Regions from separate parts of the Homo sapiens genome. Here regions 1, 2 and 3 are each linked to region 4. Evidence: chromatin loops called from intact Hi-C (ENCODE). Cell type or tissue: A673. All regions are shown on one strand.

The links. Peaks named below come from ENCODE experiments on the same cell type or tissue, not always from the same donor. Only the 100,000 strongest peaks of a DNase experiment are listed, where the experiment ranks them.
Region 1: a loop joins it to region 4, with 6 times the contacts of the local background. A loop is called at or near these places in 102 of 110 quality-filtered maps.
Region 2: it touches region 4 in a loop (7-fold over the local background); 96 of 110 quality-filtered maps call a loop at or near these places.
Region 3: a loop joins it to region 4, with 5 times the contacts of the local background. A loop is called at or near these places in 22 of 110 quality-filtered maps.

What each region holds. Positions count from the first base shown.
Region 1 is chr18:738,298-746,297 of GRCh38, reverse strand. YES1 (YES proto-oncogene 1, Src family tyrosine kinase) reads left to right here. Exons shown (of 12, transcript NM_005433.4): 5 at 247-350; 6 at 441-590; 7 at 2,883-3,038; 8 at 3,201-3,380; 9 at 6,487-6,563. Among named protein-coding and RNA genes, the nearest start is that of ENOSF1, 30 kb to the right of the region's middle. RefSeq lists an enhancer at 4,305-4,374. In A673, a CTCF peak has its summit at 4,278 (motif pointing left); a DNase peak (open chromatin) is centred at 4,227.
Region 2 is chr18:620,828-628,827 of GRCh38, reverse strand. It overlaps CLUL1 (clusterin like 1), which reads right to left. Exons shown (of 10, transcript NM_001393344.1): 5 at 3,796-3,963; 6 at 1,299-1,731. It overlaps LOC105371952 (a long non-coding RNA gene), which reads left to right. Exons shown (of 7, transcript XR_935082.4): 6 at 4,082-4,308; 7 at 4,621-8,000. Among named protein-coding and RNA genes, the nearest start is that of CLUL1, 28 kb to the right of the region's middle. In A673, a CTCF peak has its summit at 4,635 (motif pointing left); a DNase peak (open chromatin) is centred at 4,637; H3K27ac peaks cover 378 bases.
Region 3 is chr18:288,335-296,334 of GRCh38, reverse strand. No RefSeq gene overlaps it. Among named protein-coding and RNA genes, the nearest start is that of THOC1, 24 kb to the right of the region's middle. In A673, a CTCF peak has its summit at 3,859 (motif pointing left); no DNase peak of the experiment used is centred here.
Region 4 is chr18:828,109-836,108 of GRCh38, reverse strand. It overlaps the pseudogene BOLA2P1. Among named protein-coding and RNA genes, the nearest start is that of YES1, 20 kb to the right of the region's middle. RefSeq lists an enhancer at 5,219-5,785. In A673, CTCF peaks have their summits at 3,732 and 4,983 (motif pointing right); DNase peaks (open chromatin) are centred at 5,018 and 5,618; H3K4me3 peaks cover 1,225 bases; H3K27ac peaks cover 2,468 bases.

The sequences.
Region 1 (8,000 bases), 90 kb after region 4:
AGGTGGAGTTTTGAGAGACACATTGAGTAGTTAATATATAGAAATACTGTAAGAGTATATTCTAACAGTAATATTTGTGATATTACTATTTAATCAATAAAACTCTTACATTTTCCTGTATTTTGAGCCATGTTCTCTAGCTATTCTTTGTCGTCCAAACCTATCCCAGTCCATTCTTACTGACACTTCTGTATAATTTTTCTGAACCTCATACTTTTCAATTCAAAACACTTAATTTTTTTCCAGATGGTATTTTGGCAAAATGGGGAGAAAAGATGCTGAAAGATTACTTTTGAATCCTGGAAATCAACGAGGTATTTTCTTAGTAAGAGAGAGTGAAACAACTAAAGGTATGAATATTGTTATATTAGTATAAGTATAAAATTTCTTGGGGCAGTATTTTGAGAAAGATATAGTGAAAGTATTTATTTTTCACCCAGGTGCTTATTCCCTTTCTATTCGTGATTGGGATGAGATAAGGGGTGACAATGTGAAACACTACAAAATTAGGAAACTTGACAATGGTGGATACTATATCACAACCAGAGCACAATTTGATACTCTGCAGAAATTGGTGAAACACTACACAGGTATGTGAATATTTCAAAGGTAAAAATTATTTCTTCATATTCTAGTTTATGAGGACAAAATCCATATCCTCATTTCTCTTAAGATTTAACACACTTATTTACACATAATACATGCCCAATAAATGTCTGTTGTATTCTAAAGGGAGGAACAGGTAATACTTAGTACTTGCATTGTGCTACTCAGATAATGTGCTAATAGACTCTCATCATTTGGGTCCTTATATCTTACTGGCATAGTATTTACATTGGAGTTCATTTCACCACATGTACCTTATGAAAATAAACCTAAAAGCAAATATTTATGGGCACTTAGTAAGTAAAACTAAACATTGGGTAACAGAAAAAGCTATGTCAGAAGGATTACCTTCCTCTGCATGGGCTGGATCGCATAAGCTTTCCTAAAGTATAAATCCAGTGAAATTTGGTCTGACGATGCATTTTTCTTATCCTAGAAAATTAACCTATAGCAATTATAGACATTTTTGTCTTTCAAGGACCTCTGAAGGTATTTAATATTAGAATCTTCTGTCTCAAAATTTTTCATTACCAATTTGGCATATGAATGCACCTGAAAGTCTTTACATGATTAATACTAGGAGAGGGGATGTTTCCATGGTAATGTCTTCAATGACAGCTAGCTGCAAACTGAGTCTATCAAGTCAGCCAGCAATCTTGACATTGATCAAGCATGTTACCAAGCAGTGGCATCACTTGTAATTGCCTTTGTCACAATGTGAATTTATGTGGTTATTTTAGTGAGAATAGGAGAGAACATGTCTCATTTATAATAAGAAAGATTGTATAAGCAGAATTCATAAGTCAAGCTGTTATGAATCTAGGGTTCCCTGACTTTGTGTCTCCCTTATTTAAAAAAATCAGTCTCCTGTTAGGCATGTGGATTGTGCCTTTAATCCCAACTACTGATGCAGGAGGATCACTTGAGGCCAGGAGTTCAAGAACAGCCTGGGCAACATAGCAAGACCTCATCTCTTAAAAAAAAAAAAAAAAAAAAAAAAAAGGCCAGGCGTGGTGGCTCACTCCTGTAATCCCACCACTTTGGGAGGCCGAAACAGACAGATCACTTGAGGTCAGGAGTTTGAGACCAGCCTGGGCAACATGGCAAAACCCTATCTATTAAAATATAAAAAAATTTAGCCAGGCGTGGTGGCATGCACCTGTAGGCTCAGCTACTTGGGAGGCTGAGGCAGGAGAATCACTTGAACCTGGGAGGTGGAAGTTGCAGTGAGCTGAGACCACACCACTGCACTCCATCCTGGGCGACAGAGTGAGACTCCATCTCAAAAAAAAAAAAAGAAAAAATCTCCTAAATGATCCTAAATGAACTTTTTCCTTGATTTTTTGGTATGCCTCTTACAAATTAGTGGCTATTAGATAATAACATTTAATGATAACATTCTCTTTGAGAATTAATAAAACCCAGTGTACAAAGGCAGAACTTTGGAAGCAGACAGACCTAGATTTGAATCCCATCTCTACCATTTACTAACTGCAGGGCCTTAGGGGAAAGTTGCGTATGTTTTCAAAGCTTCATTTATATATGAGATACTTGTGAAGTGCTAATTTAGCACAATAGTGGAACATACTAAGTATTTAGTAAATAATAACTTAAAAAAATATATATTTTAAGTTATACTAAGTATTTAGTAAATATACTAACATATCTACTATATATTAGTATATACATACTAAGTAGTAAATACAATATATTTACTATATATTAGTATATACATACTAAGTAGTAAGTAATAACATGTATATATATATATATTTTTTTTTTTTTCGAGTCAGAATCTCACTGTGTCACCCAGGCTAGAGTGCAGTGGCGCAATTTTGGCTCACTGCAACCTCTGCCTCCTGGGTTCATGCGATCCATCTGCCTCAGCTTCCTTAGTAGCTGAGACTACAGGCATGCACCACCATGCCCGGCTAACTTTTGTATTTTTAGTAGAGACAGTGTTTCACTGTATTGGCCAGGCTAGTCTCGAACTCCTGACCTCGTGATTCATCTGCCTCAACCTCCCAAAGTGCTGGGATTACAGACGTGAGACACCTTGCCCGGCCTTAAAAATAAATTTTACAAAATGTTTCACTTATGTATATTTCATGTTTTGCTGCTTATGGACAACTCCCTTTTTGTTTTGTGCTTTTAGAGTAAAACTCGAAAGGACTTCTGTTTTTGTTTTTCTACAGTTTAAACTTAAAACATTGATACACTATATGCCCCTTAATTTTTGTAATTGATATTACAGTATAGTTTATTCATTTATCTAGAACATGCTGATGGTTTATGCCACAAGTTGACAACTGTGTGTCCAACTGTGAAACCTCAGACTCAAGGTCTAGCAAAAGATGCTTGGGAAATCCCTCGAGAATCTTTGCGACTAGAGGTTAAACTAGGACAAGGATGTTTCGGCGAAGTGTGGATGGGTAAGAAGCCTGAATTTTTGTTTTCTGTCATTGTTTAGCTGTGGATTAAAGTGCAACAATTTATGATAAAATATGTTTCAATATTTAAGAGAAGTGCTGTTCACTGAAGTTTGGTCTAAAATCCTTTAAAATATAAATTCCTAAAATGTGTTATTTCTTTAGGAACATGGAATGGAACCACGAAAGTAGCAATCAAAACACTAAAACCAGGTACAATGATGCCAGAAGCTTTCCTTCAAGAAGCTCAGATAATGAAAAAATTAAGACATGATAAACTTGTTCCACTATATGCTGTTGTTTCTGAAGAACCAATTTACATTGTCACTGAATTTATGTCAAAAGGTATGTATTAGTATCTCCTTAGGTATTTGTGTTGATAATGTTTTTAAGAGTCTTGATTTGTATGCATATAGACTTATACTGTTTTCTAATTTAAGATTTTTATGTAGACATATTTGGATAGAAGAAACCTGACACTTTGTTTAATGGAATAGTGATTATCCAGTTATTCCAGAGGATAGTATGACGTTTAAAAGGAAAAGTAGGCAGGCTGAATTAATTTTGAAATTAAGTTTGACTAAAACAAATGGAAAAGCTAGAAAGGTGAAAAATAGAAAGTGTTTGTACACATTTAATTAAAATGATAAAATCAGAAAGATACTTACATTTTTAGTACTAAAGCAAAGAAATAAGGTAAAGTTAAAATGAATTAGTTTTCTCATTTTAATATAAACATAATTCCTATATTCAGGACTTCTAGGAACTTTTTTCCCCACTGCTTTCTTTTTTTTTTTTTTTTTAAATAGAGACTGGGGTCTCAACTATGTTGCCCAGGCTGGTCTTGAACTCCTGGCCTCAGGCAGTCCTCCCTTTTTGGCCTCCCAAAGTGCTGGTATTACCAGCATGAGCCACTGTGCCTGGCCTCCCCACTACCTTCAATGGAAGTTTCTTCATTTTCCTTAACTCTAGACCACAAGATGGGATCTTCAGTAACAGGGTTAGTTAGGGGGAGGATAAAGAGAAGATTGATACTCTTTCCTCTTTTTCCCTGTGCAGATGGTACTTAGAGGAACTAGTAAGTCAGCAGATAAGCTGACAGGCCTGATTTTTATGTGTTTGATTTCATCTGCTTTATTATTATTTTTACTCTTGAACCAATAATATACAGTAGTCACTAATTATGTCACCCTCTCCAGTGGTGTGTCTTGGTCAATGATGTAGTTCCATCTAGTGGTGACAAGGACAACTACAAGTTACATATTTGCTGTAGGAAAATTTTTCCCCTCAAAAGGGGACTGAAACCAAAAGTTAAGAAATTATACAGCCTATTAATTGATAGCCAGAACACACCTAAAGACCCAAAGCACCTGGCGCTCTTTGGAAGGAATGTCTACTGCAAACAGTTGCCAAATATGACATTTTTTTGTTTGTTTGCTTGTTTGTTTGTTGTTTTTGTTTTTTTGTGAGGTGGGGCCTCACTCTATCCCCCAGGGTGGAGTGCAGTCACATTTCTCTGCAGCTTGGACCTCCCTGGGCTCAAGCGATCCTCTCATCTCAGCCTCCTGAGTAGCTGGGATTACAGGTGCATGCCACCACACATAGATAATTTGTGTATTTTTCTACAGATGGGATTTCACCCTGTTTCCCAGGCTAGTTTGGAACTCCTGGGATCAAGCAATCAGCCTGCCTTGGCCTCCCAAAGTGCTGGGATTACAGGTGTGAGCCACCACACCCAGCCCAAATATGCCCTTTCAAAGAGTATATTAGATGAACCAGAGGGGAAGGGAGGGCCAGGCATGGTGGCTGACCTGAGCAACATGGTGAAACCCCATCTCTACAAAAACTAAAAAAATTAGCAGGACGTGGTTGCACACACATGTATTCCCTACTCAGGAGGCTGAGGCATGAGGATTGCTTGAGCCCAGGAGGTTAAGGCCATAGTGAGCTGTGATTGTGCCACTGCACTCCCATCTGGGGTGAAAAAATGAGACTGTCTCAAAAAAGAAAAAAAAAAAAAGGAGAAAAGGACAGGGAAGATGTTTAAATCAAGATATTGGAAGCAGGCCAGGCACAGTGGTTCATGCCTCCAATCCCAGCGCTTTGGGAGGCCGAGGCAGGCAGATCACTTGAGGTCAGGAGTTCGATCCCAGCCTGGCCAACATAGCGAAACCCCGTCTCTGCTAAAAATACAAAAAACAGCTGGGCGTGGTGGCTTGTGCCTGTAGTTCCAGCTGCTCGGGAGGCTGAGGCACGAGAATGGCTTGAGCTAGGGAGGCAGAGGTTGCAGTGAGCCAAGATGACACCGCTGCACTCCAGCCTGGGTGACTGAGTGAGACTCCGTTTCAAATAAATAAAGACTTTAACAATTAAAAAAGATATTGGAACATAAGAAATATAATGAAGGTAAGGCTAATAGCCCATTTAGCTCTGTATATTAATTTTAAGAATTATTTAATTGGGAGAACATGGTAAAATTCTGTGTTGTCAGACCACTGGGTACAATTATTTCCAGGCGGGAGAGATTTAGAATACAAGATAACAAAAGTCCTTTCTATTTTTAAAACTCTTTAATTCCTCATTTTGGTATTCACTTAGCACTTGTCCCTTTATAATCTGTCCAAACTCATTGTCCCATGCACTCCAGCATAAACCCACTGTTCTGCTCTTTGTTTTCATGATTTTTTCATGTTTTCTCTTTGACCTGGAATTTGGTCTCCCTAGCTCTGGACCAGTCCACCAACTACACTTCCCCGATCCAGTTTATGGTCAGGCATTCCATTTAGTTGTCATTTCTATTTAGTCTCCTTTAATCTAGAGCCATTCCTCAACCTTCCTCTGTCTTCCATAGCATTGTTACTTCTGAAGAGAATAGACCACTTTTATGTTTTAAATGTGCCTTAATTTGGTTTTGTGTGATGTTTTCTCTTGATTATAAGCCTTAACAAATAATAGTGAAGCCGTAATCAGACTTCTAGCCTTTTTCTTTGCTGTTATTCATAGTACTTTGTAGTTTTCAGAGAGAGAGCTTGGTCACAGCAGTAGTTCCACAGCGACTCATTTAGCTACCTATATTTAGTTTTAACCACACCCAAGATATTCCTAGTTGTCTGAATTCTTGATTCAGATTTACTTAAAAATATGTAAGTATTTAATACTACTTTTTGAATCAGAATTGGGATATTGATCAAAGCGAGGAAAAAATGCCTCTTGTCAGGTAAAGTTAATGCATTTTCTTTTTTTGCATGTGTTATCAGAAGTTTTCAAAATTTCAGCTTAGAGACCTCTTCTAGGACCTAGATAATTATTTGGAAACTGCAAAACTGCACAAAATTTAAAAAAAATGAAAAGCTAAGAAGTTTTGTGTTGTGATTTGGGGTGGAGGAGTATTCATTTCAATCCTAATATAAGATTTGCTTATTTTTTATGAATATCTTGCTGTCTGTTACAGGAAGCTTATTAGATTTCCTTAAGGAAGGAGATGGAAAGTATTTGAAGCTTCCACAGCTGGTTGATATGGCTGCTCAGGTATCTGTATATATACATGTATCCATTTGAATTAAAAGTGTAAATTAAAATGTGGAATAATCTTACCAGAATATTATAGTATGTGTAGTGAAATGGTGGGATTTTATTTTTATTTTTTATTTTTTAGAGACAGCGTCTCATTCTGTCACCCAGGGTGGAATGCAGTGGTGCACTGATAGCTCCGTGCTTGAAGAGCCTTGAATTCTTGGGCTCTAGCAATCCTCTCGCCTCAGCCTCCTGGGTAGCTAGGACTGCAGGCACAGGCCACCATTCCCAGCTAATTTAAAAAATTATTTTTTTTGTAGACACAGGGATCTCTCTGTGTTGCTTAGGCTAGTCTCAAAGTCCTTGGCTCAAAGGATCCTCCCACCTCAGCCTCCCAAAGTATTGGGATTACCTGGCCAATAATGGAATTTTAGAACTGGCAGGAACGTCAGAGATAATCCAATGTGAGCTCTTAATGATACAGATTAATGAAGTATCAAAAGATGAGAGGTATCTAAAATTCACAAAACTTGTTAGTAACAGAACGAGTATTAGAACCAGCTATCTAACTCTTAGTCCAGTGGTGTCCTGTATCATACGGTTTCTTAGAAAATAGATGTTTCCAGGCCAGGTGCGGTGGCTCACGCTTGTAATCTGAGCACTTTGAGAGGCCGAGGTGGGTGGGTCACTTGAGGTCAGGAGTTCGAGACCAGCCTGGCCAACATGGTGAAACTCTGTCTCTACTAAAAATACTGAAAATTAGCCAGGCGTGGTGGCGGGCGCCTGTAATCCCAGCTACTCAGGAGGCTGAGGCAGGAGAATCGCTTGAACCCGGGAGGCGGAGGTTGGAGTGAGCCAAGATCTCGCCATTGCACTCCAGCCTGAGCAACAAGAGCGAGACTCCATCTCAAGAAAATAGATGTTTCCACAAATGTAAAGTCTATATGTATTTATATTTCAACAGATAATTTTAAGAAAATTAAAATGGATGAGGGCTGTTCCAAAGAAAATATTAGTAATCTAAAGTGTATGCTGAATTTTTTTTTTTTTTTTTTTTTTGAGATGGGAGTCTCGCTCTGTCACCCAGGCTGGAATGCAGTGGTGCAATCTCGGCTCACTGCAAGCTCCATCTCCCAGGTTCACACAATTCTCCCGCCTCAGCCTCCCGAGTAACTGGGACTACAGGCGCCCACCACCACCCCCAGCCAATCTTTTGTATTTTTAGTAGGGACGGGGTTTCACCGTGTTCGCCAGGATGGTCTTGATCTCCTGACCTCGTGATCTGCCCGCCTCGGCCTCCCAAAGTGCTGGGATTACAGGCGTGAGCCACTGCACCTGGCCTGAATTTGTTATTTACTATAGTCCAACACAAGAATTAAGATGGTATATATACAGTTTAAAATGGGACTTTTTTACTCTTCTGACTTTTTGTTTTAAATATATAGTGAAAAC
Region 2 (8,000 bases), 210 kb after region 4:
AACCCCTGTCTCTACTAAAAATACAAAAATTAGCCAGGCGTGGTGGCGGGCACCTGTAATCCCCACTACTCGGGAAGCTGAGGCAGGAGAATTGATTGAACCCAGGAGGCAGAGGTTGCAGTGAGCCGAGATCACACCAATACAGCCTGGACAACAGAGCAACACTCCATCTCAAAAAAAAAAAAAAAGAAAAAAGAAAAAGAAAAATAGATAGAAGGAGCCCATTTTATTTTTCATCTCAGAGGGGAGCAGCCTTCAACCTGGCTTAGGGGTCAATACAGTGACAAAGGAAATGCAGATCCTACACTTGACCCTCGTGGCAATTCTCATTCTCGAATGCGGTATCTAACTTACTCCATAGAAGCCCACAGAAGATATCTGCCGCCTTAAAACATAAAGCAGCATTGTGTCTCCAACATGGATGCCATGAGGCATGATTAGTGTTGGTAGAAGGCAATTCTTATCTAATATTTCTGTAGTTTGGGGTTTATGAGCATTTTTTGTGGTTTTATGCATACATTTTATGATTTAAGGAATGATTGTAGTGATTCAGAGGAGGGCACTAAATTGCTCTGGTTATATGTGAGAGTGGGCTTCTCAAACTGGGAGTTGAGGATTCCAGATCAATTTTAAAGAAGCTCTCTGATGCTTTAGCAGAATAGAGCTGAGCATCTACATGAGCTTTAATAAATGAGGGAAATGGCCATGCATGGTGGCTCACGCCTGCAATCCCAGCACTTTGGGAGGCCAAGGCGGGTGGATCACCTGAGGTCGGGAGTTTGAGACCAGCTTGGCCAAGATACTGACACCCCCGTCTCTACTAAAAATACAAAAAAATTAGCTGGGCGTGGTGGTGCACAACTGTAGTCCCAGCTACTTGGGAGGCTGAGGCAGGAGAATTGCTTGAACCTGGGAGGCAGAGGTTGCAGTGAGCCAAGATCACACCACTGTACTCCAGGCTGGGTGGCAGAGTGAGACTCCGTCACAAAATAAAATAAATAAAGAAATAATAAATGAGGGAACTGGTTTTTTTTTTTCAAGTTCTCAACCTATTAGCATTTTTTCTTTCTGCTTTGAAAATTTGCTCTAGAAAGAGTTCAGTTCTCAACGATGATGGAAGAGGGATGGTGTTTAGCAGACTTCAAAGCTTCTTTTAAGAGGCTCTGAAACATTTTCCATAAATTGTCTCTTCAAGAAATGCTATACAATGTGACTCAGAAATGTCTACCATTTCTGAAGCTAAACAAAACTTGACTTTAGTGTAAACCTCTAAGTAAAAGTAATCTTTTAATACTTGCCTTTGTCTTGTTTTGGTAAATCTTCTATTGCCTTCAGCATCTTAGTAATTGTTTCACTGACACTTTCATAAATAGAGACACTGAAATTACAAAACAGCTGGAAGAAGTTGGGAATGTCCCAACATTGCTCAAGATCTGCTTTTGTCATCGGCTCTTTAGAGAAAGCTGGAAAAAAGTAAGGCTCAGTTAGGTCTGTATCTGATATGAAATGTGATTGAAAAGTCTGGTCAAACTCTTGCTGCATCTGTCTGAAGACGTTAAAACTCCTGTTAAAGAGAGAATTCACATCCACAGTCAACTGGCTGAACACATCCTCCATTTGGGTCAATTGTGCATCTTCCTCAATGAGCTTTTCACTGATGGGGAGATCTTTTTCATTATCTTCATGGAAAGGAAATAGAAATTGATATATCTTCCTGAAAAACCGTTCAATCTGTGGAGTAGAGTAGGGGACAGAAATGGAATAAAAAATTATTTTCTTTCTCGACTCTTTCTTTCTTTTCTTTCTTTCTTTCTTTCTTTCCTTCCTTCCTTCCTTCCTTCCTTCCTTCCTTCCTTCCTTCCTTCCTTCCTTCCTTCCTTCCTTCTTTCCTTCTTTCCTTCTTTCTTTCTTTCTTTCTTTCTTTCTTTCTTTCTTTCTTTCTTTCTTTCTTTCTTTCTTTCTTATTTGAGATGGAGTCTTGCTCTGTCACTCAGGCTGGAGTGCAATGGCACCATCTCGGCTCACTGCAACCTCCGCCTCCTGGGTTCAAGTGATTCTTCTGTCTCAGCCTTCCGAGTAGCTGGGATTACAGTTGCACACCGCCATGCCTGGCTAATTTTTTTTGTATTTTAGTACAGACAGGGTTTTACCGTGTTGCCCAGGCTGGTCTCGAACTCCTGAGCTCAGGTAATCCACATGCCTTGGCCTCCCAAAGTGCTAGGATAACAGGGGTGAGCCACTGCACCCGGCCCTGGACCATTTCTTATTGCAAATTTTAAAGTCAACTTACAGTAGTCATTTCAAATCAAGAATAATTCTGGGCAAGCTAGTATGAGGCAATTAACTTTAAGATAATTTCTTAACCCTCTTATACCTGACTTTGCCTTTGCCTATGGAAACAGGATCTGAAATTTCTCCTGGTTTACATTGCCCACCAATAGCCTAAAAAGGTCAAGTTTTCACTTTGGGAGGCCAAGGTGTGTGGATCACCTGAGGTCACCAGCCTGGCCAACATGGTAAAACCCTGTCTCTACTAAAAATACAAAAATTAGCTAGGCGTGGTGGTGGGCGCCTGTAATCCCAGCTACTCAGGAGGCTGAGGCAGGAGAATCACTTGAACCCAGGAGGTGGAGGCTGCAGTAAGCCAAGATGGCACCACTGCCCTCTAGCCAGGGCAAAAGAGCCAGACCCTGTCTCATGAAAAAAAATAAAGAAAAGAATTTGGGTGGATTGTCTGCCTCTCCCTCTACCAGCTTCTGTTTACTTGACTCTTCATCCACAAAAACAAACCTTTAAAGCCCCAAGAAATGTTCATAAGATCACACAACTGACCCAGATGGGAATGGTCCCCATATCTCCTGACTTCCTGCTGGTGCTGATTACACCATATTCTGGTGTATTAGCAGGCGACAGTAGCTCTAAAAATAGAGCAGATGCAATTAATAGTGGAGGCAAATTAACTTGGCGCATTCATTATCTTAGTAGTTGCTCCCTTTGTAATTGAGTACGGCATTGCCAAGCCAGGAGCATACCCTAATTAGTATGTGCTCTAATATGGAGCGTGAAATTCCACTCAATTTTGTATTCAGCTCACTTCTTGAAGGGGGAGAAAAATCTAGCTTAATTGGAGCCGTTAGTGGGGCAGAGCTCATCCTATTCAGGTCACCACCCTCTGTGATCCCTCTGCTCAGAAGATAACCAAAGGGTACAAAAAAGAAAACATGCCAGTCCTACATACATGGGTAGGGCAAAAGGGGACATGAAGGGGTGTGTGTGTGTGTGTGTGTGTGTGTGTGTGTGTGTGTGTGTTATGCATAAGGAGGCAAGCATGTTGAAGGTAAGATTTGGGAGGCAGAGAGTATCTTTAAATATTTGGCCTCCAGAAGGAAAAATTAATGTGGATTGAAATCAGAGACTGCAATGCTATGATTCCAAATGCAATTTGGTAAACATTTACTGGATGCCACCAATGCATAAGTGAAGACAAATAAGATATGATCCCTGCCCTCAAAGAGCTTACTATCTAGTGGGAACATGTTCACAAATAACAAATACAAGGCAGAAAGCCAGGATATTTTAAGAGATGCATTCAGTGACCACTGAATGGGTGCTCTACCTTATAAATTGCGTATACACAGGTGATGGTATGTAAACATTAGTATTAGATTCTAGAAAGCAAAAGGCCCCTATCAGATCAGGCATCTCCGTTCTAAATATTAACATAAATTAATAAAAAAGTAAGCTGAAATAGGTGCCTCAAGAACTGTGAAATCTTGAGCTCTCTTTTTCTCTTACCTTATTTTTCACAGAGGACCAGCTAGGTTGGCAGGTTGTATAAATTCTCATGCAGTTATTTTCCAGGCAAGACCTGCATTCACCCCAGGAATCTGCCAAAGACTCCCGGCATAGCCTTTCTTCTTCCTCCAGATGTTCTTGAACTTCATTCAGAAGTTTCAGGGCCTCCTAGTTAAAAGTAGAAACAAAAGTCCAATTTCCATTTCATAATCTATGTGCACCTTAGTTGATTTCACCCTTTGAAATGTATACATTCTAAACTGCTTTTTCATTCTTTCTCCTTCAGGTGCCTCGCAGCTGTCAGATCTCCCCCAAAGCTTTCTGTTTAGTTTAAGAAAAGAGCACTGATTGATTCCTATTGAAGACTGTAAATCTTATTCATCTGTTCATTCATTTGTTCAATAAGTATTTACTGAGTGTTTGCTATGTGACAGACATTACTCTAGGTGTGGGTGACCTGACAATGAAGATGCCATCCCGATCTGGGAACAACTGTGATTTACCTATTTACCGGTAAGTCTGTCTTCAATTCTCATCCACTGGTGCATGGGGAAAGTGGGCTTTACAGTTTATAAAGCTGGTACATTTTAATTCTTTCATTTATGCTGTCTTTAATTGTTGTATATCCTTAAACATTGCAAGAAAGTACAATTCTTGTATGTCAAGTTAAATGTTCCCGTTGAGTTACATTGTAATTGCCGAGACGCAGGATGGCATCTCTGCAATTAGAATGTAATATAATAAATATATTTATATATAATGTAATATTAAATAAATATAAATGGGAATATAAACAAGCTTTGTTCTTCTTGTTTATATTCCCAGTGCTCCCCCTTGTGGTGCTTGCTGTACTTGGCCAAGTCCTGCTCTGGGTGGTGAGGAGCCCAGCAGCAGTGGCACCTGTCCCTGCGAGCCTCAGCCCTGCCCCTGGAGTGCCTCACGGGTCAGCACCATGGTGCAACAGACCTTTCTTCCTGTGCCCCTGCCCAAACCTCTGGCTTCCCTGCAAGTGTGGACTTCTGAACCCCAGCCCCCTCCATGCCGAGATATCGTGCAGGGGAATGAAGTGAGTATAGTGGATCTGGCCATAAGAAGACAGCCTCAGAGCTAATGGAAATGACCCTTTCCTGGAGTATTAAGCCCAAAGAATCACCTGGGCACTGACAATCTTCCACATCTTCTCTGCCTGGCTAGGATTTGTCAGTTGTCCTCATTGTAAAGTTTGGCTGCTAAGCCACGTAGCATTTGGTATGATCCACGTAAGAAAACTGCCAGGGCCCCAGCTTGCCAATATACATTTTGACCCAGACAGGAGTGTGTGTGTGTCCTTGGACTTTGTAGAACAATTTTGGAATCTTACATCTTTTTTTTTTTTTTTTTTTTTTTTTGAGACAGAGTCTGGCTGTGTCGCCCAGGCTGGAGTGCAGTGGTGCAATCTCAGCTCACTGCAACCTCCATCTCCCAGGTTTAAGAGATTCTCCTGCCTCAGCCTCCCCAGTAGCTGGGAGTACAGGTGCGTGCCACCATGCCGGGCTAATTTTTGTATGTTTAGTAGAGACGGAGTTTCACCATTTTGCCCAGGCTGATCTCGAACTCCTGGCCTCAAGTGATCTGCCCAGGTTGACCTCCCAAAGTGCTGGGATTGCAGGCATGAGCCACCTCACCTGGCTGAATCTTACATCTTAAAGTGGTTGTTTTTCGGCAGGGTGCAGTGGCTCACACCTGTAATTCCAGCATTTTGGGAGGCTGAGGCGGGTGGATCACCTGATGTCAGGAGTTTGAGAACAGCCTGGCCAACATAGTAAAACCCTGTCTCTGCTAGAAATACAAAAATTAGCTGGTCATGATGGTGGGTGCCTGTAATCCCAGCCACTTCAGAGGCTGAAGCAGGAGAATCGCTTGAACCCAGGAGGCGGAGGTTGCAGTGAGCCAAGATCGTGCCATTGTCCTTTAGCCTGGGCAACAAGAGTAAGACTCTGTCTCAAAAAAAAAAAAAAAGTTGTTTCTCCAAGGCAAGTAACAATACCTCCAGGATTTTCTCAATCAGTCCCAATTTTACATATTCTGCTCATTGTCCTCATAAGCCAAAATCCTAATATTCCCAATTCCAAACTACAGTGGCTGTGTACCCTTGGGCAAATTACTTAATACATATAAGCCTTAGTCTCCTCATTTGCAAATAAGAATAATAGGAATAACAGTATCTACTTCTCAAGGTCTTTGCATTAAATGAGCTAAACAAGCAAGGCATCTATTATTATACCTAGTATCCATTATCATAGGCAAGACATCTGTTATTATAACTAGTCCAGTATAATAACTAGTATCTCTCAGGCTTCCTTCCATTCACTGCCCAGAAGCAGGACAAAAAACAGTTACCAAATCACAGGTCCCAAGTTTTGGAAGTGAAACATTGCCATGGAAGAAGTAGACCTCTGTCTAGTAAACATTCCTAAGGAATATCCTATCGACGCCTTCCGTTTCCTGCTAGACATTGTACCAACTGGCAGATTCACGCTTATAACTCTATTCCTATAGATGACAGTTTATCAAAAGCGCTATATTAACCTGGCATTGAGCCAGGCATGGTGGCTAGTGCCTGTGATCCCAGCTACTCGGGAAGTGAGGCAGGAGGATCCCTTGAGCCCAGGAGTTCAAGACCAGCCTGAGCAACATAGCAAGACCCCATTTCATTAAAAACACATACAAATAAAACCTGATTTGGAGGTCAAGTCACTCTAACCTTCTCTAGGGTTTCCTACTTAATAAGTTTCAGATAGTCTCACTAAATATTAATAAGGAGGGGTGGAGGAAGGGGACAGTGAGGATGCTGGGTCACCACTGAGCAGTACTCTTGAGAATGGGTGGGGCTCAATACTGGGAGACTAGGGTTGCTAACACCATATTTGCCAATTCATAATTTGTCTAAACTGACCTTTATTCTAGGCTTTAAGTAATTTTAGGGAGGGATACTCAGGGTTAAACAGATTTTTTTTTTCCGATTAACTTTCTAATTGAGTGCCTCAAACTTAAGAGTATAATTCAATGAATTTTTGTACAATAAGATTTTTAAGAATAAACAAAAATTCTACTAGTTGCTTGGATTCTTCAGGGCCAGAAGTGAAATCCACATTTGCTTACTTGACCCACCCAAAGTGGAATATTCTTGTTAAAGCTGTATACCCTGTCCTCCTTGCCAGGAGGTTCAGGGAAGTGAGAAAAGCGGAAAATCACTGGGTCCCCCGTGCACACATCTGCTGACTTTATCTCAGTTCATTCATTACAGTGTTGGAGTAACATGTTAATTAACAAACATCTCAAACCCCAGTTTTCTTAGCTATAAAATGAAAGTAGTGGTTTACCCAGATGTTCAAAACATTCCATGTGATAATGTGTTTTGTGAAGAGTGTATGAGTGCTATCTAGTGTCTCTATTCCCAGATGGCCAGGCTCACAAGCCCACCAGGGAAGATCCCAGCTGGAGGGGCTTCCACATTTTCCTGATGAGGAGCTATTTTAGATTTCCTCAAAATCTTTTGATTGCTGCCAAAAGGGAGAAGGGTTTGCAGCTGCTGGTCAGGCATTCTCCTTTCCTTGCCAGAACCCTGACTGACTCAGGGCAGTAGGTGAGGCTGCAACATCAACCAGTCCGGTGACGCTGACACACAGCTTTGGGGTCAGCCTGTCACACTACCCGGCTCCAGTTGCTTAACGGACTCCCAGAGGCCATGATCCTCAGAAGTAAAAAGATGTAAGCAGCAATCTGGAATTCAGTGGCCCCCAACTTTATAGATAGAGGGATAGATAGAAAATATTAGAACTTCCACTTGTATTTTTAAATTAAAAATCTGACTGGGGTGGGGGGAATGGGGCATTGTTTAATATGTATAGACTTTCAGTTTTTGCAAGATGAAAATAATTCTGGAGATTGGTTGCACAACAGTATGAATGTATTTAACACTACTGAACGTTACACTTAAAAATGGTTATGATGGTAAATTTTGTTATATGTATTTTACAACTTAACATTTTTCAAAAAATAAAAATAAATTTAAAAAGTAATTTACTCTCAACATTAAAATTGAAAATATTTTCCAAATTATTTTTGTTACAGTTTTAATTTCCTCTTTGATTTAAGGGTAATGTTTGAAGATAACCTTTTTTAAAAAAGTCATTGTTTTGAGTGTGATGTTAATTATTAATGTC
Region 3 (8,000 bases), 540 kb after region 4:
TGGCAACTTACCCTGGGAGTAATGCGAGGCTGTGGAATCCATAGTTTCTCCCATAAGCTCTTTGCCCAGTGGGTGGTCACTCCTACTCTAGTGACTGGCCAGAACATGACACCCTCTATGGAGCAGATCAGAAAAAATGCCTATAGTGCCAGATCCCACTCTGCCTAGTTTTCAGGTGCACACTTTAGGCTGTGGCTGTTATTGCCCATTTGGAAGCCACTGCTATAGAAGAATGAAAAACCACAATTTGGATTGGGCCAATCCTGGCTCACAAATTGTGTTCCAGCCAGCTGAGACACTGGCATCTCCTAGGAGAAGAGAAAAGTTAAGAAATCTGCAAGAGGTCTGCCTTGTGTTGATTTTTCCAGGGATTTAGAAGTTGCTGGATGCTTCAAAGTATTGAGTGACTAATTTCCCTTCCTTTTTTCTAAAATCTCACATGGTGAGCATTTGTTTCCTGAAAACCTGCCAAAACAATAATTTTTTTCAGAGGTGGCATATTATTTTAAAATGTAAAATGAAGTCCTGATAGCAAATATTATCAATATAGGTACTTGAATCTGCATATAGCAACTTAAGAAGTATTGCCTTCTTTTGGTTTAGGGGCTTGGGGGAGAGAGAGAGAGAGAGAGAGAGAGAGAGAACTTGCAATGTTTCCGAAGTTCTTATATTTCTGAAATTCAGGCTTGCTTATGAGATGAGAACAGTCAATCCAGGACAGTTGGCAACTCCAGGTAAAAATGAGCCTATGATTTTCTTTTAGTTGTGTTATTACACCTCTTGAGCCAGGGTTGCAAACTGGCTGTGTCCTGGAGAAAGAAGAGAACTGGACACCACCCACACCTTCCTTTAGGGAGGCCTCCAGACAGCCTGGAGCAGGGCCATGCTGGAACTGACCATGCCGGGCCTCCCTGAGCTGTCCTGAATCACAGTAGTACCCTCCAAACCAATGTTCACATAAGTCTACTCTGCACAGGCCTGTCTAGGTGCAGATGCAGATTTGCTACATGGGTGCCTGTCCATGTCATAAGAAGTTAGCCAGGAGGATGGTGATAAAACAGTATGGGAAACCACTACCTGTTCTTGCCATTTAGTAAAGGTGTAGGGGGAAGGACTTAAAATTCTTCTATTGGGTACTGTGGTGTGTTCACTAGCTGGGTGATGGGATCAACGAAGCCCAAACCTCAGCATCATGCAATATACCCTTGTAACAAACCTGCACATGTGCTCCCTGAATCTAGAATAAAAATAAAAGGTATGAAAAGAAAAAAAAAGAAGTAAATGTGCACTTAATCTGGAATTTTAAAACATTTTCCAAAAATAATCACAAATCTTATTTTAAAAGAAACTGTAAATGCCTTGTGTATTATGAAATTTCTTTGATTAATAAGTCATGTTATTTATGAACTTTTGCAGGATCAACCTTTCAACCTACTGTACAAATTACCAATTGATCATTTGGGAAAGGAACCAAAGGAAGTCCTTTTCATCACACTAATGCAAAAAGACACACAAAGCATGACCCAGATATTAAAGAGGGGTCAGCACTTTTAGCGGATGCCATTCATGGTTGAACCGAGGAGGCTGCTGTCTGGGAGCCTTAAAAACAAAGAAAATGATGAAGGAAAGGTCGGGGAAAATACTGGCCAGGGTGAGACACAATGGTGAGATCAGGAGGATCTGAAAGGGGTCTGACTTCAATAAAAAGACAAGATGTAGAAGGATCCCATTTTTCTAGCTTCTTCCCCACTCTCCTAAAAATTTGAATCCAAATAGACAGCATCCGTGATTGCAATGTATGTACCCTTTCCATCATGGTTCCATCAATTAGAAGAAGAAGGCAGTAATTAGGATGATACTAGTTGCTATAACAAACAGACCCTTATAATAGTATATAAGGTTCAAAGACAAATAGAAGTTTACTTCTTGCCCTAATTCAGTGTGAGGTAGATATTCCTAGTTGCTTGACAGCTCTCTTCCACATAGTGATTCAGGAACCCAGGTTCTGTCATTTCTCAGGGCTTTGTCATCTTCTGCATCAAGAATCTAGAAAGAGAATGAGGATGAAGAGGGCATATGTGCCTCTTTAAAACCCTGGCTCAAAAGTGACATATAAAAAGCTTCTACTGACAAACCATTGGCTAGAACTCATTTATGTGCTATGCCTACCTGCAAGGGTGCTAGAAATGTAGTCTAGCTACATGCCCAAGAAAAAGAAGGAATAGATTTTTTGGTGAACAGGTAACCAGCTGCTTAGAAGCAGATGAATGCTTTATTCATGTCTGCGTGAATACCTCCTGCTGCACGTTGCAGCGTTTGTGGTAAGTAAACATTAGTGAAATAAAGGAACACTTGAATGACTACTGAAGTCATAGTAATAATAATTATAAAAGCAGTTATTGGGAGCAGATCATACGCACCATTCTAAGTCATTTTCACATATTATCTTACTTAATCCTCAAAATTTTGTGTTGTTTTACAAGTGAGGAAACATGCACAGAGAGATTAAGCAACTCACTGAAAATCATAGTGCTGGTAAGTAGCAAAGCTGGATTTTGAGTCCAGATTTCTTATTCTTATCCACTATGTTTTGCTGCCTCCCAGAGTGTAACTTTTAATCACAACTTTTATTCATGCTCACAAGAAACCAGCTTTTAGAATGCTATAACCCAAAGTTTCGCATAATGTAGTGTAGTGTTTCTCAGATTGGATTCATGGGTGGAGCCCATTGAGATCACTACGACAGTTCTTACGTTTTGGATTTCCATTGCAATGATAACCTTTAAAACAAAACCATGGAAGGTATGAATCCCAGCGTGCACATCTATATATGTAAATACATAATTTTCTATAATTAAACTTAATTTCTAATTTTGAGTCTACCATTCTACCAGGAGGACAGGCAACTTAACCTCAGGTCTCTTTCTTCCCCTCACCCCACATCTCCAGGGTTTTGTCCCAATTTCATGGCCTTTCACAGAGCTCAACACCAAAGGACGTGGGGGTGTGGTGTGGGAGGGATGACATCTGTCTAAACAAGTGGCCCCTGAGATGTGGCCCTCCAACCTCAGCCTAGTGCCTCCCGCTGACCAAATCTAAGCAGAAGCCAAAAGGCAAGAGGGCCCAATTATGCAATTCATACAGGTCAGCCCTCAGGGGCACAGATAAGGGTGGAGATGCAGAGTAGGTGTGGAGGCAGGAATGGAAGATAACCAACACACTGAAGAAGGGTGTACTCTGAAATGCCCCTATCATCTGGAAATTTAGGGAACACAAACCAAGAAGCTTGCGAGCAACAGCTGCTTTTCTTTTTTCTTTCCTTCTTTTTTTTAATTACTTTTATTTATTTATTTTTTGAGATGGGGTCTCGCTCTGTCACCCAGGCTGGAGTACAGTGTCGTGATCTCGGTTCACTGCAATCTCCACCTCTGGGCTTAAGCCGTCCTCCTGCCTCAGCCTGCCAAGTAGCTGGGACTTCAGGGGCATACCACAATGCCTGGCTAGTTTTTGTGTTTTTTTTTGTAGAGACGGGGGTTTTGCCATGTTGCCCAAGCTGGTCTTGAACTCCTGGGCTCAAATGATCTGTCCACCTTGGCCTCCCAAAGTGCTGGGATTACAGGTGTGAGCCACCGTGCCCAGCCCAGTTGCTGCTTTTCTGACCAATCACATCTCTCCAACAAGGTCATCAGCATAGAACCCAAGCACCTGCTTGAGTGGCTGGGGCAGGAAGAAAGGGAAGAGCTGTAGAAGAAAATCACAGAGAGAAATCAATCAATAATTAATTTCTCAGAACACTGTATCAGCAATATTAACACATTGTTTAAGCCTCTGGATGACCATCTGACAATGTTACTGCCCCCCAGAGTTCAGGGCTTGCATTTGCCTATAACAATGTACTAGAACCAAGTATTTCTTCATTCATCAACTCCTACAGTCAGGAAATATTTACTGAACACCTTCTATGTGCCACGCACTATTATAGATACTAAGAAAACGACAGTGAAAAAGACAGACAAACGACCCACCCTCAAGGAGTAGACATTCCAGTAACATAATTCTATTTTTATTACCATGCACTAATGAAACAAGACCAGAGGTGGTGTTAAAAGAAAAACTTCAGCCAAATTAAATTTAAAGGAGTTTCATTGAACAATGAATGATTCGCCAATCAGGCAGCCCCCAGAATCACAACAGACTCAGACCAGGGGTGCCTCATGGTCAGAACAGATTTATAGACACAAAAAAGTAAAGTGACATACAGGAATCGGCAGTGAGGTACAGAAAAAGCTGGATTGGTTACAGGTTGGCGTTTACTTTGTTTGAACACAGTTTGAACACTCAGCAGCGTATGACTGGTTGAAGCACAGCCGCTGGGATTGGCCGAGACTCATCTATTGTTACAGGCACATACTCCTAAATTAGGTTTTTAATCTTGTCTACTAATTAATTACGTTAGGTTAGGTTGCAGTTCATCCACAAGGACTCAAATATAGAAGTATGGAGTCCTTCTCAGGCCATATTTAGTTTGCTTTAACAATGGATTTCATAATAAAATAATCATCTGAGTCCAGCAGAGGCTAAATTTTATCACGATGTGCTGTAAAAATCTTGGATTTTTCACAGTAGTTCAAAGAGAAAATAATAACGTCAAAATGGAATCATCCCACAGCAGATAGAAATGCCAAGCCGTAGAGAACAGCTTTAAACTTTAAACATTAAAAGTGATGGCGAAAACCGCAATTACTTTTGCATCAATCTAATATATTGCGAGCCTCCATTTCATTTCAACAAAATGATATTCATTGCCCATTAGTAACGTTAATTTGAATTTTGAATTTTATTGATGCTTTGTTCCCATTTAATTTGTATACTTAGATTTAGTTCTGTGGTTTTATAAATGCCATAGGCATGAGATGTTTACATCTAGTTTTATGCTTGTTTATTTAAGAAACATAAAATAATTTTAGTCAACAGAAGGGGTCTGTGGAAATGTCTTCCTTTAAAACAAAATTTATACCTCATCCAAATTTGGAAAACCCTGGGGTAGTACGATCAGCCTTGATCTTATTCAAATCCCAGCTTCCTCACTTACCACCAGTTTATTCAATCTCTATCAGTATCTATTTCATCCTCTATATAATGGAGATATTAATACATTATAGGGATTGTGCTGGCAATTGAATGAGAAAAGGCATGTGAAAAAGTTGTCTGGGGCCAGGCCCAGTGGCTCATGCCTGTAATCCCAGCCCTTTGGGAGTCCAAGGCGGGCAGATCATGAGGTCAGGAGTTAGAGACCAGCCTCGCCAACATGGTGAAACCCCATCTCTACTAAAAAATACAAAAATTAGCTGGGCATGGTGGCGTGCACCTATAATCCCAGCTACTCGGGAGGCTGAGGCAGGAGAATTACTTGAACCCAGGAGGCGGAGGTTGCAGTTAGCCAAGATCTCATTGTATTCCAGCCTGGGCGACAGAGCAAGACTCTGTCTCGAAAAAAAAAAGAGTTGTCTGGTACTTGGCACATCCTCGGTAAAAGCTGATTTACATTCTTTCTGATAACATTTTCAAAATGAATGATAAAAAGAAAATACTTGAAATGGGAACTAATAAGGCCATATCTTTAAAAAAGTCTTCTCAGGAAAATGGAACCATAATTTAGCCTGGAAATTTCCAGAGTCTCAGCACCTAGAAAACTGATATACATGCAAATAAAAGAAAAAAGGAGGAAGAAGCAATAGCTAAATAAGAAAGGCAATATTCATGCTACAAATCTAAGTGAAAGTCTAGCTCCAGTTTTGTGGGGTTTGTTTGTTTGTTTGTTTGTTTGTTTTTACTTTAAGTTCCGGGATACATGTGCAGAATGTGCAGGTTTGTTACATGGGTATACATGTGCCATGGTGGTTTGCTGTACCTATCAACCTGTCATCTAGGTTTTAAGCCCCGCATGCATTAGGTATTTGTCCTAATGCTCCCCCTCCTCTTGCCCCCCACCCCGACAGGCCTCTGTGTGTGATGTTCCCCTCCCTGTGTCCAAGAATTCTAACTGTTCACCTCCCACTTATGAGTGAGAACATCTGGTGTTTGGTTTTCTGTTCCTGTGTTAGTTTGCTGAGAATGATGATTTCCAGCTTCATCCGTGTCCCTGCAAGGGACATGATCTCATTCTTTTTTATGGCTGCATAGTATTCCACGGTGTATAGGTGCCACATTTTCTTTATCCAGCCTATCAGTGATGGGCATTTGGGTTGGTTCCAAGTCTTTGCTATTGTAAATAGTGCTGCAATAAACATACGTGTGCATGTGTCTTTATAGTAGAATGATTTATAATCCTTTGGGTATATACCCAGTAATGGGATTGCTGGGTCAAATGATATTTCTGGTTCTAGATCCTTGAGGAATCGCCACAGTTTCCACAATGGTTGAACTAATTTACACTCCCATCAACAGTGTAAAAGCATTCCTATTTCTCCACAGCCTCGCCAGCCTAGCTCCAGTTTTTTTTTTTTTTTTTTGAGATGGAGTCTTGATCTGTTGCCCAGGCTGGAGTGCAGTGGCATGATCTCTGCTCACTGCAAGCTCCGCCTCCTGGGTTCACGCCATTCTCCTGCCTCAGCCTCCCAAGTAACTGGGACTACAGGCGCCCGCCACCATGCCTGGCTAATTTTTTGTATTTTTAGTAGAGATGGGGTTTCACCGTGTTAGCCAGGATGGTCTCGATCTCCTGACCTCGTGATCCACCCGCCTCGGCCTCCCAAAGTGCTGAGATTACAGGCGTGAGCCACCACGCCCGGCCTGTTGCCCCTTACTTTCAAAGCCCTTTTGGTCTTTATGTCTGCAAGGGCTTAAAGTTCATTTCAAATCTTGCCTTTAAATATGGCTCCTATTTGATTTGTTAACCCAAGTAATGGCTTTGTCTGTTCTCTTGGCCCTGTAACTCTCTTTAACTTGGAAACTTCAGTTACTACTTTAATCAGCATTTTCTCTCTCCTAGTGACTTTAACCCTCAGTTAAGAGAGATGGACTTATTTTGCTCCTCTTGGAAAGAAGAATCACTTCCTTATTGGGGTTCAACCTAAAAATGGACTTCCACATTGCTTAGGGTAATGGTTCTTTTAGTGTAACATCGGCAATTCCCTCTCCAATCCTCTGCCCCACTCCCACACACACATTTTAAGAAAAACTTCTCAAGACTCTGACTCTGTAACTGAGAGCAGGGGCAATGAACAGAACTGAATGGATCAGGGAGGGATAACTACAGCTTAATTTAAGAAGAGGCTTTTTTTTAGATGGAGTCTCCCTCCCTCTGTCACCCAGGCTGGAGTGCAGTGGCATGATCTCAGCTCACTGCAACCTCTGCCTCCCAGGTTCAAGCGATGCTCCCGTTTCCACCTCCCAAGTAGCTATGATTATAGGCACCACCATGCCTGGCTAATTTTTGTATTTTTAGTAAAGACAGGGTTTTACCATGTTGGCAATAGCTGGTCTCGAATTCCTGACCTTAAGTGATCTGCCCACCTCGGACTCCCAAAGCGCTGGGATTACAGGTGTGAGCCACCATGACTGGCCTAAGCTGAGTCTTAAATAAAGGAGGATTTGACCAGTTACAGGAGAGGAGAAAGACATTCCAAGAAGAAGCAAAAACATATGCAAAAGTTATTAGGTATGAAAGGAACTGAGAGTAGCTGAGACTGACTGGTGAGTAAATGGGTGTGAGGAGAGGAAAGATGAGAAAAGTATAATATAGTCACGTGTTGCTTAGCAATGAGGATGCGTTCTGAGAAATGCACTGTTATGTGATGTTGTTGTGCAAATATCCTAGAGCATACTTATACAAATCTAGATGGTAGAGCCTACTGTACATGTAGGCTATATAGAATAGCCTATGACTACAGCATGCTACTGTACTGAATACCATAGGCAATTGTAACACAATGGTAAGTGTACATCTCAACCTATCTAAATATAGAAAAGGTATAGTAAAAGTATGGTATAATAATGTT
Region 4 (8,000 bases):
TGCAGCTCATGTCATGCTATTCCCCTCCCATCTTCTACTTCTACAACAGGCATTCTCACTTGCTCTTTCTAAATGCAGGTGTTTGACGCCTTCCTCATACCATGTAGGTCAGAATCGCTAGCTGCATAGCCCAGGCATTAGCAGGTTTTCAAAGCTCCAAAAGTGAATTTTTTTTTTTTTTTGAGACAGAGTCTTGCTCTATCACCCAGGCTGGAGTGCAGTGCCACAATCTTGGCTCACTGCAACCTCTGCTTCAAGTGATTCTCCTGCCCCAGCCTCTCGAGTAGCTGGGATTACAGGTGTGTGCCATGATGCCTGGTTAATTTTTGTATTTTTAGCAGAGACAGGTTTCACCATATTGGCCAGGCTGATCTCAAACTCCTGAGCTCAAGCGATCTGCCCACCTCGGCCTCCCAAAGTGCTACAATTACAGGTGTAAGCCACTGTGCCCGACCTCAGATCAATGGTTCTTTTTTTTTTTTTTTTAAATACTTTAAGTTTTAGGGTACATGTGCACAATATGCAGGTTAGTTACATATGTATACATGTGACATGCTGGTGCACTGCACCCACTAACTCGTCCTCTAGCATTAGGTATATCTCCCAATGCTATCCCTCCCCCCTCCCCCCACCCCAGATCAATGGTTCTTAACCCTGACTGAGCAGCAAAATCACTTGTGGAGGCCGGGTATGGTGGCTCATGCCTGTAATCCCAGCACTTTGGGAGGCCAAGGCAGGCAGATCGCTTGAGCTCAGGAGTTCGGGGCCAGCCTGGGTAACATGACGCAACCCCATCTCTGCAAAACTTAGCCAGTGCGGTGGCGCGTGGCTGTAGTCTCAGCTACTCAGAAAGCTGAGGTGGAAGGATCACTTGAGCCGGGAAGCAGAGGTTGCAGTGAGCCAAGATTGCACCACTGGACTTCTGCCTGGGCAATAGAATCAGACCTTGACTCAGAAAAAAAAAAAAAAAGGAACCACTGATCTGAATAAGCCAGACACTGACAATAAATTCTGTATGAGTCCACTGAGGTACTGGAATAGTCAGATTCATAGAGACGGACTAAACGAACCTGCTCTTGGCCAAGAGAACCCCCGAGAAACCTTTTTTTCTTTTTTTCGTGGTGAAGTTTTGCTCTTGTTGCTCAGGCTGGAGTGCAATGGCGCGATCTCGGCTCACTGCAACCTCCACCTCCCAGGTTCAAGCAATTCTCCTGCCTCAGACTCCCGAGTAACTGGGATTACACGCATGTGCCACCACACCCGGCTAATTTTGTATTTTTAGTAGAGACGAGGTTTCACCTGTTGGCCAGGCTGGTCTCAAACTCCCAACCTCAGGTGATCCACCCACCTCAGCCTCCCAAAGTGCTGAGGTTACAGGCGGGAGCCACCGTGCCGGTGAGAAACCTAAAAAACTGAGTTCCCAGCCATGACAGAATGGGAGGGCAGGCACACCTCATTATATCCCTTCCCTTTTGCAGATTTGGCACAAAATCTGACCAGCATTCATGTTAAAATGGAGCTCATAATCCTGACACAATGGACTTTTTGTGGCAATAAGATACGACATTATAAACAGGACCTAAGGCCATGCATGCCAGGCAAGGATTAAGTCATGTACTCCCTAGAATTAAAGAATAAACTATGTTCCCACTGCCATCAGGGTTTTCTTTTTCTCTAGCAGCTAAACAAGCACTGGCCTTGAGATGAGCAATGTTGAAGCAGTTGCAGCTCAGCCACCATCAGACACTTAGACCGACTCCTCGTTCCACCAGCCATCACTACAGCTTTGACTGGACCAGAGACTGAGTTCTGTTACTTTCTCCTGATAAGAGGCCGCCAACTGTGGACTGGTTCTGGCCAGTTTACAGAAGCTGTGCACTTGAGAGGCTTCATGTCCCTGCTTCACCTTTTGATGTATAGGCCCTAATTGTAATACATTTAAATGTTAAGTCTCCGCTCCAAAGTGAACATGGGTCACATGTAACATGCACGTTTGCTACATGCTTCAGGACCCCTTTCATGAACATTCATAGCTCCTCCTGTAACCTGTTGAATATGTATGTTTGGCCAACCCCCTCAGCATAATTCCCGTCTCCCTTGAAAAACCTGCCTTTCAGCCTCTCCCAGAGGCTATACTTCCCAACCTGTCAGAACGGCCACCTTGCAGGCTGTAATCCTTTATTAAAAAAAAAAAAACAACCAAGTCTCCTTCTAAATTTTTTTTTCTTTCTTTCTTTCTTTTTTTTTTTTGAGATAGGATCTTGCTCTATGACCCAGGCTGGAGTGCAGTGCAATCATACTTTACTGCAGCCTTGAAATCTTGGGCTCAAGCAATCAATCCTCCCACCTCAGCCTCCGGAGTAGCTGGGACTACAGGCACACGCCACCCAGCTATTTTTATTTTATTTTTTGTAGAAATGGGGGTCTTTCTATTTTGCTTAGGCTGACCTCAAAATCCTGGGCTCAAGACATCCTCCCACCTCAGCCTCCCAAAGTGCTGGGATTAAAGGTGTGAGCCACCATGCCTAGCCCTCCTTTCTAAATTTACAAATCCTGTGCTTTTTCAGTTGATCCCAGGGACCTGCAGGTTTCTTTGCTATCACTATTTCCTCCGCCTGAAATGACCTCTTCGGCCTTCTTTCCTAGCTAATTCCTGCTCATCCCTTTGGCTCAGCTCAGGGCTGGGGCTGGACTAAGTGGACACTCCGCATTCTCTCTCTCTCGGGAATCTCATTTGTTCCACAGCTTCAGCTCTTATCTACATGTTATTGATTCCCAAATCTATCTCCAGCCCTGGCAGTGCTCCTGAGTTCTGCCTCCCATTGACACTTCCACTGGCTTTCCCTCAAACACCTCAAACCCAACATGCCCAGCACTCAAGTAATCATTTCCCCCTTTGCTATCCTGCTTTTTCTCCTGTGTTTTCTATTTCAAAGACTAGCATCATCACGTATTGTCTGTCTAGTACTTAGAACAGTGCCTAATAGCTACAGTTTTCTCTTTTCCAGAATGTCATATAAATATAGTCATACAAAATACAGCCTTCTGGCCAGGCGCAGTGGCTCATGCCTGTAATTCCAGCACTTTGGGAGGCTGAGGCGGGTGGATCACCTGAGATCAGGAGTTCAAGACCAGCCTGGCCAACGTGGTGAAACCCCGTCTCTACCAAAAAATACCAAAAATTACCTGGGTGTGGTAGCAGGTGCCTGTAATACCAGCTACTCGGGAGGCTGAGGCAAGAGAATCACTTGAACCTGGGAGGCAGAGGTTGCAGTGAGCCAAGATCACACCATTGCACTCCAGCCTGGGCAACAGAGCAAGGCTCCGTCTCAAAAAAAAAAAAAAAATGAAAAATTCCAGAAATAAACAATTAATAAGTTTCCCGCGCTGTTCTGATAACCAGGATGAAATCTCTCGCTGTCCTGTTTCCTCCTGCTTGGGGCTGGTTGTGAATCATCCCTTTGTCCAGTGTCTCCATGCCGTCTACACTACCTGCCCATCAATCACTTAGTAGCTGGCCCAGTTATCAGATCAACTGTCACGGTATTGAAGAGTGTGTGCTCATGTAAGTTTTTTTGTTGTTTTTTTGGGGGGGGTCCAGATTTATAATTTAATGGCTGTGCAGCTTCCAGTCCCTCATTTCTGCTGCTCACGGGCCCACTGCTCTGGGGTCAGGGTTTTCTGTTCAAAGGCATGGATGTGTGGGAGCTCTTCTGCTAGGCACGCATTCACCAGCTGGTGTCTCTGAAGCAGCAGCTGACACCACCAGGACTCGGAAGCTACAGGTTGAAGGTCGTGTCCTCCACCTCCACATGCTCCGCCTCCAGGTCCCGCTGCAGCTTCTCCTGGAGGTAATTGGCGCTGAGTTCCCTGGCGGTAGTCCAGCTGGGGCGGCAGCCCAGCGGGGACAGAACCCCAGCTCGGACCCCTGCCACGCTGCTTTGCGCCCTTACAGGAGCCACTTCCCTCACGTAAGCTTTCTTTGACTTAATGATGGCATCAAAGCACAAGGGTAGGGATGCTGGCATATTGTTAAAATTGTTCGATTTATCACTAGTTATTGTTGTTGATCTCTTCTGTGCCTCATTTATAAATTAACTTTTATCATAGGGATATGTGTGTGTCTATATCTACAAAAAACCGCAGTATCTATAGAGTTTGGTACTGTAGCGATTTCAGGCATCCACTGGGGATCTCAGAATGTATTCTTCACAGACAAGGAGGGACTACTGTATTATTATATGGAGGTTAACCACACTATTAGCAATAGAATTATAATAAAAACTTTCAAAAACATGGCGAAGCTGGTAATAATGTGCCTAACATCCTACAGCACCTCCCTATTGTCGACAGAAAGAGTCAAACTTTCTAAAATATGTGAAGAGTTTTATTCTGAGCCAAATATGAGTGACCATGGCCCATGAGACAGCCCTCAGGAGGTCCTGAGAACATGTGCCCAAGGTGGTCGGGGTGCAGCTTGGTTTTATACATTTTAGAGGGGCATGAGACATCAATCAAATACATTTAATAAATACATGGGATTGGTCCAGAAAGGTGGGACAGCTCAAAGCTGGGGCTTCCAGGCTATAGGTGAATTTAAACATTTTCTGGTTGACAATGAGTTTACCTTGTCTGAAGACCTGGGATTGGGCTGGGCGCAGTGGCTTATGCCTGTAATCCCAGCACTTTGAGAGGCTGAGGCAGGCAGATCACGAGGTCAGGAGTTCGAGACCAGCCTGACCAACACAGTGAAACCCCATCTCTACTAAAAATACAAAAATTAGCTGGGCATGGTGGCGGGCACCTGTAATCCCACCTACTTGGGAGGCTGAGGCAGGAGAATCGCTTGAACCTGAGAGATGGGGGTTGCAGTGAGCCGAGATCATGCTACTGCACTCCAGCCTGGGCAACAGAGCGAGACTGTGTCTCAAACAAACAAACAAACAAACATCCAAAGTGGCCGTCACTAAATGCTAATAAACACTAGAGGGCACAATTGAGTTGTGGAAAATTTCAGCCAATATTGCAAATGAAACAAGGTATGGACTCTAGCAAAAATTAATACACCAGAAAAATGGGTAGTGAAAATCATAAGCTTTGAAAACAATTGCTTTCTTTGTAAATCTGTTGATTAACCTTAGCCCTTTGAGATAATTGAATTAAAGTAGACTTAACACTTTAAATTTAATACCAAGCCAATACTGTATTCCAAAAATAAAGCATAGATACATTGACAAATAGGACTACTTACATCAAAAAACTAGTGGGGGTGTTCTCAGTGTTAAGAGTCAGTTTCTGTCTGAATTTTTCTTTCTTTAGATATTCCTGTCTTCTGGCAATGACGGTTTGGCCATGGAATTCACACTCATTCTAAGCTGGCCACTTGAGAAAGCTTGAAATTTCTAAGGTTTTGTTATTGTAAGAGGTGACCAGATGTTCCAAACATCAAGCTATACAGGAAGCTCTCCACCCACTCCAAATGTCATGCTGAGTTCTCAACAGACTTCCGTTTCCCGTTTCCTTTTTCCCCTCTCTCTGATTTTTTTCTTCAAAGTCTATTCAAAAGCTGCTGCCAAAACCATCTTCCTCTATTGTTGTTCTGATGACATCATTCCCTTCCCCAGCTCCCCTTGTCTTTGGTCTCATGACCACAGTTTGCCTTCATTTCCTTGGGCTGCCACTGTGCCTGCCTCTACCTCCTTTCCCCCTGATTTCCCGCTGCTTCTCACCAACTGTGACGCAGGATTATCACTGCTGATGTCCCAGTGCTGAGGTATCTATTATCTTCTAACAAAGAAGAGTATTCCCATTCCACTACCCAGACTTTCCCAGGTCTCTTCTAAACTCATTTTATTTATGTATTCATTGCTCACGAGTATACTAAGCACCTTCTGCATGTGTTCTAGGTACTAGAGGAGAGAGAGAGAGAGAGAAGAAGAAAAGACATAATCTTTTTTTTCTCTCTTTATGCCAGCTGCTCTGGCCAGCTTAAAAAAAGACAATCTTTAAGATCAAAATTGCCAGGAAGCCATTTAAGTTGGGGCTTTTGGAAACCAACTAGAACTTACTCTCCCTTAGAACCTGAAGGAATGAGTAGCAGGAGAAAATTATACAATGATACAAAATAACTATACCATTCGGGATAGTAGATTTGGGATAATTCTAATCATTTCATCACCTTGAGACAGGGTCTTGCTCTGTCACCCAGGCTGGAGTGCAGTGGTAGAATCACAGCTCACTGCAGCTTCAACCTCTCGGGCTCACGCGAGCCTCTCACCTCAGCCTCCCAAGCAGCTGGGACTACAGTCATGTACCACCACACCCTGCTAATTCTTTTTCTTGCCCAAGCTGGTCTCAAACTCTTGAGCTCAAGCAGTCCGCCTGCCTCGGCCTCCCAAAGTGCTGCAAGTACAGGCTTGAGCCACCTCGTTTGGCCTCTAGCTCAGTAATTAATCTGACACTTGGTGACTGGCATACTGGTTTGCATTTCTCATTCCTCAGTTTCCTCGCCTGTAAAATGGGGGTAGTGACATCTACCTATTCATCTTTTAAGATTGTTATACGGATCAAATGTGATAATAAAATAATTTGAAAAATATAAAGTATTATTTGGCATAACGTAATATTATATTTGTGCCACTGAAATCTAAATATGTCATGATGCAAACATACTGTATATTTTATTGATTGAGTCAACCATCATGTCTTGTTTAGTTGTTCATAGAAACTATTTTAGAATGAAAGGTTAAAAAGGCAACATAATTAAGAAACACAAAGGAAAAGAAGACATTTGACTTCTGCTATTATAACTTCTCCAAAGTTTCATTTCAAATCAAATAAACATTTTTGCATAAATAAAACTTAGTTGTTCTTAAACTTTGTATATTAAAAATATACAGATTTTCGGCCAGGCGTGGTGGCTGATGTCTGTAATCCCAGCACTTTGGGAGGCTGAGGCGGGTGGATCACCTGGGATCAGGAGTTCGAGATCAGCCTGATCAACATGGAGAAACCCCATCTCTACTAAAAACACCAAATTAGTCAGGCGTGGTGGTGCATGCCTGTAATACCAGCTACTCGGGAGTCTGAGACAGGAGAATCGCTTGAAGCCGGGAGGTGGAGGTTGCGGTGAGCCTAGATCACGCCATTGCATTCCAGCCTGGGCAACAGAGCCAGACTTCGTCTCAAAAAAAAAAAAAATATATATATATATATAATATATATATACACACACACACAGATTTTCTTATAGGGCTACAGAATTTAGATACATAACTTATGTTTTTCTCAGAGACAACAATACTAAATATTCTTTTTTTTTTTTTTTTTTTTTTTTTGAGACGGAGTCTCGCTCTGTCGCCCAGGCCGGACTGCGGACTGCAGTGGCGCAATCTCGGCTCACTGCAAGCTCCGCCTCCCGGGTTCACGCCATTCTCCTGCCTCAGCCTCCCCAGTAGCTGGGACTACAGGCGCCCGCCATCGCGCCCGGCTAATTTTTTGTATTTTTAGTAGAGACGGGGTTTCACCGTGTTAGCCAGGATGGTCTCGATCTCCTGACCTCATGATCCACCCGCCTCGGCCTCCCAAAGTGCTGGGACTACAGGCGTGAGCCACCGCGCCCGGCCCTAAATATTCTTAAAATTTTTATCACATGCTTACTACATACCAGGCACTATACTAGGAATTGAAGACAGGAATGTAAATGAGGCTGGGCGTGGTGGCTCATGCCTGTAATCCCAACACTTTGGGAGGCCAAGGCCTGAAGATCACTTGAGCCCAGGAGTCTAAGACCAGCCTGGGCAACATGGAGAAACCACTCCTCTACAAAAAAAAAAAAAAAAAAAAAAATATATATATATATATATACACACACACACATATATATCCATATATATATGTATATATATACATATATATATATATATATATACGTATATATATATATATAAAAATTAGCCAGGCATGGTGGCACGCGCCTGTAGTTCCAGCTGTTCAGGAGG